2 separate regions of the Homo sapiens genome follow, and region 1 is linked to region 2. Evidence: chromatin loops called from intact Hi-C (ENCODE). Cell type or tissue: heart left ventricle. All regions are shown on one strand. Each heading gives the region's core, and the rest is flanking DNA. Links, peaks and the distances in the headings are about the cores only. Region 1 overlaps PTPRD (protein tyrosine phosphatase receptor type D). Region 2 overlaps PTPRD (protein tyrosine phosphatase receptor type D).

Evidence for each region. Hi-C counts contacts between places; a loop is a spot of excess contacts. Peaks named below come from ENCODE experiments on the same cell type or tissue, not always from the same donor. Only the 100,000 strongest peaks of a DNase experiment are listed, where the experiment ranks them.
Region 1: it touches region 2 in a loop (6-fold over the local background); 1 of 110 quality-filtered maps calls a loop at or near these places.

Annotation. Positions count from the first base shown.
Region 1 is chr9:8,960,007-8,965,398 of GRCh38, reverse strand. The region is part of intron 11 of PTPRD (protein tyrosine phosphatase receptor type D); the gene reads left to right. Among named protein-coding and RNA genes, the nearest start is that of PTPRD-AS1, 100 kb to the right of the region's middle. In heart left ventricle, for the core only: no CTCF peak of the experiment used is centred there; no DNase peak of the experiment used is centred there; H3K27ac peaks cover 1,837 bases.
Region 2 is chr9:8,845,090-8,850,481 of GRCh38, reverse strand. All of the region lies in intron 11 of PTPRD (protein tyrosine phosphatase receptor type D), which reads left to right. Among named protein-coding and RNA genes, the nearest start is that of PTPRD-AS1, 10 kb to the left of the region's middle. In heart left ventricle, for the core only: no CTCF peak of the experiment used is centred there; no DNase peak of the experiment used is centred there; H3K27ac peaks cover 517 bases.

The sequences.
Region 1 (5,392 bases), core at 296-5,295, 110 kb before region 2:
TTTTTTTTTTTTTTTTTCTGAAGCAGAGTATTGCTCTGTCACCCAGGCTGGAGTGCAGTAGCACGATCTCAGCTCACTGCAACCTCCGCCTCCCGGGTTCAACTGATTCTCCTGCCTCAGCCTCCCTAGTAGCTGAGATAGGCATGTGCCACCACAACTGGCTAATTATTTTTTTGTGCTTTTAGTAGAGAAGGGGTTTCATCATGTTGGCCAGGCTGGTCTCGAACTCCTGACCTCAGGTAATCTGCCTGCCTCGGCCTCCCAAAGTGCTGGGATTACAGACATGAACCACTGTGCCTGGCCTAACAAAGGAATCCTGAACTTAAACTTGACACTTGACCAACTGGACTTAATAGACATCTACATGCACCCATCACCATAGAATATATATTCTCATCTTCACAAGGAATTACCCCAAGATCAACCACATGCTTGGTCATAAAGCAAGTCTCAATAAACTTTTTAAAAAATCAAAATTATACCATCCATACTCTTGGACAACAGTGAAATAAAAATAGAAATCAATACCAAAAAGATTTCTCAAAGCCACACAATTATATGCAAATTAATTTTTTCTGAATGACTTTTGGATAAACAATGAAATCAAGGTAGAAATAAAATTATTTGAAGTAAGTGAAAACAGAGACACAACAAAACAAAATCTCTGGGATGCAGCAAAAGCAGTGGTAAGAGGAAAGTTTATAGTTCTAAATGCCTGCTTCAAAAAGTCAGAGAGATCTCAAATTAATGATTCAGCATCATATCTGGAAGAACCAGAAAAACAAGACAAAACCAACTCCAAACTAGAAGAATGAAAGAAATAACTAAAATTGAGCTAAACTGAATAAAATTGAGACCAAAAATCCATAAAAAGAATCAATGAAACCAAAAATTGGTTCTTTAAAAGGATAAACAGGATCAATAGGCTACTAACTAGATTAACAATGACAAAAAGAGAAGATCTAAATAAGCACAATCAGAAACAACAACAGTGACATTACAACTGATCCCACAGAAATAGACAATATCCTCAGAAACTATTATGAACAACTCTATGGACATGAAGTAGAAAATAGGGAGGAAATTTATAAATTCCTGGAAACACACAATCTCCCAAGATTGAATTAGGAAGAATTTGAAACACTGAACAGACCAACATCAAGTTCCAAAATTGAATCAGCAAAAAAAAAAAAAAAAAAAAAAAAACACAGCCCTGAACTAGATAGATTCACAGCCAAATTCCACCAGATGTACAAAGAAGAGCTAGTACCAATTCTACTGAAACTATTCCAAAAATTGAAATCAAGGAGGAGGGACTCCTCTATGACTCATTCTATGAAGCCAGCATCACCCTGATATGAAAACCTGGCAAAGAAACAACAAAAAAGAAAACTACAGGCCAACATCCCTGATAAACATAGACACAAAAATCCTCAACAAAATACAAGCAAACCAAACTCAACAGCACATCAAAAAGTTAATTTAGGCTGGGTGCAATGGCTCATGCCTGTAATCCTAGCACTTTGGAAGACCGAGGCAGGAGGACTCCTTGAACCCAGGAATTTGAGACCAGCTTGGGCAACATAGGAAGACCCCATCTCTACAAAAAATAATTAGCCAAGTATAGTGATGTGTGCCTGTAGCCCAGCTACTCAGAAGGCTGAGGTGGGAGGATGACTTGAGCCCAGGAGGCTGAGGCTGCAGCAAGCCATGTTGGCACCACTGAACTTCAGACTGGGCAACAGTGCAAGACCATGTCTCAAAAAAAAAAAGTTAATTGTGATCATGTAGGCTTTATTTCTGGGATGCAAGATTGTTCAACATATTCAAATCAATAAATGTGATTCACCACATAAACAGAATTAAAAAACAAAAACCATATGGTCATCTCAATAGACATGGAAAAAGTTTTTGATAGAATCCAACATCCCTACATGTTTTGTTTATGTTTTTTTCTGTGAAATATAACACATACAAAATGCATAAAACATGTATAAATGTAATTCCATGAGTAACTCTATGTGAACACCCGTATTACCACCCAGTTGAAAATTAAACCTTGCTATAATAATACCTAAAATCCTCCCATGTATTACTTCCTGATTCCAAACCACTAATGTCCTCTGAAAAGTAACTATATCCTAGCTTTTCTGATAATCATTTCCTTGCTTCTCTTTACTTTCATCAAGTATTCCCAAATTACAAGTCTCAGTTTTCCTTTTTTATACTGTAAATGAATGGAATCATATTTTATGCATTTCCTATGTCTAGCTTCTATCTTTCAACATTATGACAGTAAGGCTACCATGTAAATGTTGTTATAGTTTATTCATTTTCATTGATGTCTGGTATTCCATTGTATATTTTATACATTTTACTCTTGGTGGACATTTATTGTTTCTAGCTCAAGGCTATTACAAACAGTGCTGCTGGGAAATCTTTTGTGTATATCCTGATGTGCATGCCCATCAGTTCCTAAGAGCCACATTGCCGGTTAAAGGAGTATTCATATCACCTCAGTGTTATCAGATGATTCCATACTGTTTTCAAGAAATGCCTGTAATAGTTTTTCAAAGCTTTACCTTTGGTAGCTTGAGTCCTAAAACGTAATACATGTAGATTAACCAGTTTCTTTTCTTCATCCTAACCAAATTCCCCATAAAAGAGATGAATTTTCTCTTCAGCCCTCCTTGACTCAGCTAATTTGTTATTTTAGAATATGGTAATTTTAGTACCCCACATTCAGATATCAAAGAAACAAATTTGTAATTAAGTGATAAATCAATTTTTTACATGGACACCCTTGATACAAAGCTTAAATGATGTCCTAAGAGTGCTCTCGCTCTCTCTCTCTCTCTCTTTCTCTCTTCTTCCTTTTCTCCTTTTTTATTCCCTCCCCCATGTCTTATCTTTAGTCATTTGGTAGGGAAGATGACTGCCAAAATCACATCCAAAGTACCATCTTCCCACCTTCCAATCCATGTGAAAAGAGACAATCTGTCCTGCATGTTTTCATAGGAAAGTCCCAAGGTGGCACATATTAGCCTCTCTGAATCATGTGCTTTCTCTGTCAGGGTTGTTCAGAGGGCAGAGCACCTAGACTGACCACCTCATCAAAACCACACACAGTGGCTCTGCAAAGGAAATGATGCCTGCGTGTGTATATGACTTGTTCTCACCAAGTAATTATTTTTTCACTTACGTCTTACCTTCCTTGAAGGAGTCTCATATCTTTGTTCCCATTGTCCAACAGGATGGTTAGCACATAACAAGAGCTAAATAAAAGTTTGTTAAATGCATTAGAAAGAAGAAATGGCTCTTTTTACATGCTCCAATGTAAAAGATACTTTATGAGAACCCATGTTGACATAAAGGGGAGATGATTTAAAAATACATGAAATGACATCGCATTGACTGGATTTTTCCACATACAGTAAATTTCATATATATTCCTATATAATTATTGCTGCAGAATACATACTTTTTCTTATTTTGCTTTGTTTGGAAGTGGGGTTTTCATGCTGTCATGGTGAGTGAATGTTTTCTAAACTGTCACATGGGGTACTTAGAGAAATGGAAACTGCAGTCCTGGATTCTGTGTTTCAAACAGTGCCAGATGCTGTGAAGTCATATGCAGATGTCTTTACATCGACAAAATTATAGTAACAGTTGGGCTTCTTTGTCTGAATATTTCTGCTTAGAAGGGTTAAGTAGCCTAGCAGGCAGTGGAAACTAAAACCTTCTGTTCAGCTATGGGGCACAAATGATGAAATCAGCCACAGTGGTTGCTCAGTTAATGTCCTCAACCTTGATGCAGAAGAACTGCCTTGATGAATGTAAAACATGTGCCTGGTGGAAGTCAGAGCACAGGGCATGCTCACTGTTGACTACTAGAGACAGTGATATTTGCGGGTGCAAGGCTAACTCTGACCTAGTGGAAAGAAGTGCAGAACCAGGCCAAATGGGAGGAGTATTCCAGGATCAAGGTCAGTCATTTCCCAACATGTTCTGCAACTGAAATGACCATGATGACACGGGGAAAGAATGTAAGACCTCAAGTGGCCTTTGGCTTGATTTACTTGCAACTTTTGTTTCTAATTCAATCCACAAAGATACCATTGTGTTTTATGTACATCTGCCCTTTGTCCCTGGAACATCCTTTCTTTTCCTTGTCCACCTGGAAAGCTCGCAGTCATAAATCAAATATAAGCTTGCAATGTAGCTCCTCTCTGAAGTCTTCCCCTGTCCCCCTAGGCAACTTAGGTGTTCCTTCCACTTTGGATTTTACTGAACCTTATGCATGTCTTTGTGGCAGCTGGTATTTCATTATATTATAAACTACTTATTATATATTAATTGTAATTGATTGTTGATATTTGACTCCCTAGTAGACAATGAGTGCCTTAAAGCAATAGAATTTTTCTTTTCATCTTTGTATTGCAATCCCAGGAACAAGATAAAACTTCATAAATATTAATGAATAGATTTATTAATGATTTCATATAGTACCTTGGAATTTTCTAAGTGCTTTCTTATCCATTACCTCATTTAATAACCCAACAATGCTGTGTGGTACACAAACCACTTATAATTATCACCATTTTACTGATTAGGAAACTGAATCATCAAAATGACACATAATTTGCCAGCTTCAATAGTTTATGAATGTCAGGATTAAGCTAGAAAGTAGGTCTCTGGCTTCAGCCAGAGTCTATGTTGAGCCTTTATTTCTCCCACAGACTGAAGAGTCACTGCCTCAGGACTAACAGATCTTTAAAATGGAGCTAGGGCAGCTAGAATGCTTTCTTCAATACTTCAATATTTGATCTTCAGCTCTGTTTTTAATGCACGACATCTTCTTCTATCTTCCAACTGCACTTTGAACCTTGGATGTCAGATTTCTGGGTACCCATGTCAGAATTTGGCCTGGATTTCTTTTACTGATCTTGCTGCCTACGCAAAGCACAATGTCCTAGTACACGTCCCTGTTACTGGGACCACTTCTCTCTCTGAATATACCAGAGGTTCCTAAGTATGGCAGCCCAGTTATTCTACCATTACACTGCAGCTCCACACATTTCTAACTGTATTATGAATTAGCAATCATGATAACTAATGATAATAACTAATATTTCTCAGTGTTTGCCTTGTTCCACACATAGTATTCAATAAGTACTACCTTATCTGTTCCTGACGACAAAACTCATGACCTAGAACTAATACTATCACCATTGTACAAAGAAGGAAATTGAGGCTTAGAGAAGTTATGTGACTTGTCCCAGGTGACACAGCTAGTAAATTTCCAAGGGAATATGAACTAAAAGGCATCTAATTTCTGAAAGCATGCCTTTAACCCTACAATATTGGTAAATTTCTGTAAAATCAACCGTTA
Region 2 (5,392 bases), core at 215-5,214:
GCCATGGATGGAAGTTGTTCTTTGTCAGTTACTTCTTTGACATTCACTTTCTTCATCAACATGGAACTCTGTCTCCATTTGATGTTTGGCATCTATGTCTCCATCTCCATTCTAAACTCTTTTATTTTCATTTTATCTATATCCCCTTTCAGGTGGCTATCTGTACTGTCTCCTGCCATATGTCTATCCACTTCTCATAGAAACAATAATTTCTACATAGATAACCTTCAAAATAAATTTCCTCGCTTGTCTCTGGAGTTCCAGACGTGCATTTCTATCTGCTTGTTACATGACTGGGAAATGGGAGGCTCTCCTGTATCCCAAACATTGTATTTTGTAAACCCAAAATACTATCTTCCATCCATATCTATTTCTCTTTTCTTCATACTTCATCTGAGTTATCCCTTGATCAGAAACCTTGGTGTCATCCCTATCTCTTTTCTTCCTTTTGTTCTTATCCTCAGGCAATTTTGTAGATTCTCCTCCTGTAATCTTTTCACTTTATTTCCTTTCCATTTCTACCTTTCCTATGTGTTCTGCACTCCATACGCAGCTTCTTAGGTGGTTTTTGTGTTTTCTCATTTCTCCTCTTTGAGTCTTCCTAATTTTTGCTTTATGAAAGGCAAACTTGCTCAAGTCTACTTGATCAAGTGCTCAATACTCAACACAGCCATCAGAGCCCTTTGCAGTCTGCTCCCAAATTGCATGTCTAGCCTTCTCCCTCACCATAGCCCTGTGATACTCTGCCCTTGTGCAGTATCACATTCCCTGCAGTCATTGAGGAGGCTGTGCTTTTGGGCACCTCTTTAGTTCTACCAATACTGTTCCTGGAATCTCCTTTCTCTTACCAGCTGTCCTCACTTGTATCCATTGAAATCCTATTATTCTCTCATTTTCTAATGCTCAGTTCAAGTGCTATTCCTTTTCGTTGAATTGAGTTGAACTAAAGAATTATGGACCAGGCGCGGTGGCTCACGCCTGTAATCCCAGCACTTTGGGAGGCCGAGGCCGGTGGATCACGAGGTCAGGAGATCGAGACCATTCTGGCTAACATGGTGAAACCCCGTCTCCACTAAAAATACAAAAAATAAGCTGGGCGTGGTGGTGGGCGCCTGTAGTCCCAGCTAAAAATACAAAAATTATCTGGACATGGTGGCACTTGCCTATAGTCCCAGCTACTCGGGAGACTGAGGCAGGAGAATGGCATGAACCCGAGAGGCGGAGCTTGCAGTGAACTGAGATTACACCAATGCACTCCAGCCTGGGGGACAAAGCGAGACTCCGTCTCAAAAAAAAAAAAAAAAAAAAAATTTTTTTTTGAGTTGAGTAGAATTGAAACCATAAAATGTGAAGAATAATTATTCATTAGAAACCTCTCACAATGCTCAGGACCCTGAGATAGGTAAAAATTAAAATTCCTTTATGGGGAAAAATTTCATTAATTTTCTCAAATTTACAGCTATAGCATAGTGGTTGATATGTAATAGTTGTAATAGTGATTATTTCTAAAACTTACTGAGCATTTATTATATGCCAGGCATTCTGCTCAGTACCTCACCTTTAGTATTATGTTTAATGTCTAAAATAACATTCTGTGTAAGTCAGATGGTTTTATTATCATCATTTCACAGAAGAGGGTTGATCCATGGAGAGATTAAGTAATTTGCCCAAGGTTGCATAGATAAAAGTAATAAAGATGGAACATAGGGTCAAGATTTTAAGTCAAGCATCCCAACTTTTATCTGTTTCACTCACTCTTAACCTCCTCACTCTTGTATATGACATGATTTTAAAAAAAATATTTATCTCACATCGTCCAGGCAAGTACGCCCAATGACATGGTGCTTTCTTGACTCAAATTCAAGAAAAATCTATGTTGGAGGCCAAGACAGGAGGATTACTTGAGCCCAGGAGTTTAAGACCAGCCTGGGCAACATAGCAAGACCCTGTCTCTACCAAAAAAAAAAAAAAAAAAAATATTTGCCAGATACGGTGGTGTGCACTTGTGGTCTCAGCTACTTGGGAAGCTGAGATGGGAGGATCACTTAAGTCCAGGAGATCAAGGCTGCAGTGAGCTGGGATCGTGCCACTGCATTCTAGTCTGTATAACAGAGCAAGACTCTGTCTCAAAAAGCAAAAAACTAAAAAAAAAAAAAAAAAAAAAAAAAGGAAAAATCTTAAGCATTAATAAGTACGTTGCCTCTCTACCGTTTCTGAAGAGTATCTTCTGTTCCTTTCTCTGCTTGGGACTGGAGGCATTGAAAAAAACATTTTTTTACCAAAGGGGTTTTGATTCGATGACCTTTTTTTTCTGCAGATGGCCTCCAGCTCTAAAATTTTATCCTATTCTGCCAGTGATACAACTGCCAGAGCTCTGGGGTCAGTCCTGGAGCAGAAGTGTTTAAATGAAATATTTCCACCAAGAATAGTTCTTAAAATCAAAAAGGCTGCCATTTTCATAGCTGCCCAACAGGTAAGAAATCAGAAGCATTTTTATAAAGAGAACTATCGATCCAGCAGGGATATCTGAAGAGCAGTCACCCATCAAAGAAATGGAATTATGCCAAGTGACTGTTATATATGCATTCTGCTTATTGGCAGCCTGCCCTATACCATTTTATCTGAGAAACTTTTGTTAATTATAATGTCTTCTAAAATACTCTTGTTTTCATTTCACCCGTTAGTTTCATTATCAATAAGGGTGGATGATTTGATTATTTTTTCCATTTAACCTATTTTATAATAGTTTAGCCTCTTCTCCTTGTCTGTAAGTCCTCAGAGAACTATTTCTGATTATGATTTTATAAATAATAAAATACAGGATCTTATATTTGTTTGATGATTTGGAAAATTATTTTTTCTCTGACAAGAAGGTACCCCGAAGTTTTAAATCAGACATGATACATAAAATAAAGTTACATGGAAAATTACTCGGTCTTTTATGGCTTTCATGATATCTGAACAATTAAGTCTTCTTTGCCCAGGTTTCTAAAATGCTTCTCACATGCATACACTGGCCTATTTAGCCATATGTTTTTCTACCAGTTAATCTATAAACATAACTTCCTAGAAGCATGAAGCAGGGTGTACTTTTTTAGGTAATATGTAGCAAGGGTTTTTTTTATAGTTAGGTTATCAATACACATTTTAAAATAATACTTATAAATTAAGAATGATAAGTTTAATAAATACTGTTATGTATATTCAGTTACTGATTTAAGAAAGGACTGCTTATGTTTATTTTAATCCGACTTTTACTATTTAACAGACTCGACCTGAATTTGATTTATATGTACCAAAAAAAAAATATTTTAGGAAAATATTAATTTCAATTTTGAATTTTATCATTCAAAATCTGTTTTCTCTCAGTTACACTTGTATTATATCGAGGATACCAAAATAGATACTAACTTCCTTTCCACCAAATTATTCACTGTCTTTTCATGTTATTAGGTATCATCTGTTGAAAGGCCCCCATCTTCTCATGCTTGGGGTGCAGTCTCCTTGTGTTTGGTTTTGACCTCACCGTAGTTGCTTCTGTGCTCTGCAGCCAGCATGATCTTTAAGAAACTCAAATCTGATCACGTCATTCCTTGCTTTCAAATATTTCAGTGGCTCCCTGTTTCTGTCTGTAAAAAGCATGAAATATTCCTTACCAAAAGGCACCTGGCCTTTGATGTCCTTTCCTCTGCTTTGTCTCTTGCCACCTTGCCATACTCATATTCATTTTCTCTTCCCCACTCCTTCCATCCCTAACACACACACACTTGAGCCATACTAAAGTATTTGCTGTTTCCCAGATGTACCACATTGACTCTTTCTACTGTAATTTTGAGCATGCTCTCTCTCTTCCATTTGGAATGTCCCCAACCCTTCCATTTTTGCCTGATTTTTTTCTTCCTTCAGGGCATAGCTTAGCTGACAACTCTTCCTAGAAAATTTCCCTCCTCCCAAGTCTGGGTACCTTTCTCTGGGCACTAAAAGAATACCGAATAAATTCTACATATAGTGTCTATCATAATGCATTGTAATTGCTTATTTTTACTCTGTTTTATTAGGAGTACCTGGAAGCCAATGTCCATGTCTTATTCCCAGTGACATCTCCAGCTCCTACTACATGGCCTGGCTCGGTGCAATAGTAATATTGGGATGTTATCGTTGAGTATTCTGTAAACAAATTAGTGTGCCCAGAAAACTCAGAGGTGAATTAGTTCACGGCCCAAATCTTACAACCCATCTGTTTAGGTTCTACAGTTTACGATGGTATTGTCTATTGCTCCTCTGTAATTAATTTTAATTTTATATTATTTTGAGTGAAGTTTCATTTACCTAGTTCCTTACCAAACCAGGACAAAGCCAAATCTCAGTAGAGTGTGTGTATCTACTCATATGCCACTAGACAAGACAAATCTGCCTTTACATCTGGCTGTGGTAGCAATTCCCAGATGCACTTAATTCTGACACATGGCCATTATTGAACCAAAAGCAATTGCCTGGCATGATTATAGTTCTTATTTGTTTTCGTTTTAAGGGGCCTCATCCAGGCTGCCAAATGTACAACAGGTGCCTTGGTTTTATACTTGCCAATCTGTTGTTATTCAAATGACCGCCCTAACAGAGACTAATGGTATCTAATAAAATTGATCTCGGTTCTGGCAAGCCAGACTCACAAGAGCAAGAGCCGTAGGAACTGCAGTGGGAAAATATGCTGGTGGTAAATGTGCCTGGTGAAGCACACACTTTTTTTGGGGGAAAGTGACGTATGTCTCACACATGGGCCTCTTGTTTATGTTGAGCTGTGGACATTTTCTGAAACCCAGTGTTACTTAGACACTAGGATTTGCAGTATCTAATCTTGTTTTTGATGTACTTGCTGGGTGGCATGGGACAGGATTGGCTGTGCCAGCTTATCAGTGAATGGCTGTGCCATGCCTGTAAGGCACAGCCAGGCTGTCTTTCATGCCAAACAGCTGGCATATTTGATGGCTTGTATTTCCTATTGTTAGAAATTTGCCTCACTGATTTCACAGGGCCTTGTAAAGTCTTGAATATCGCCAGAGCTAGCCAGGAGAGGAGTATGTCAGGTTGCAACCAAGAGCTAATATTTAAATACTGTATTCAAATGACATGTACGATTTGGCGACTTTTTTTCTTTATAGGACACTGACTGAAGGAAAGCTTTGCCATCAAAGGAGATAACCTCTTGACAACTGGCCTTGCAAACTTTTTCAAAAGTATAAGTGGTGTTAACTGTTAGGACCAGGTCTCAGAGGAACACAGAATTGTGTGTTTTTTTTTGTTTTTGTTTTTTTTTCCTGCAAGGATTTTAGAGACCTCATTTTATTCACTCACTCACTTGTGTTCCCATTTATACATCCATTCTTTAAAGCAC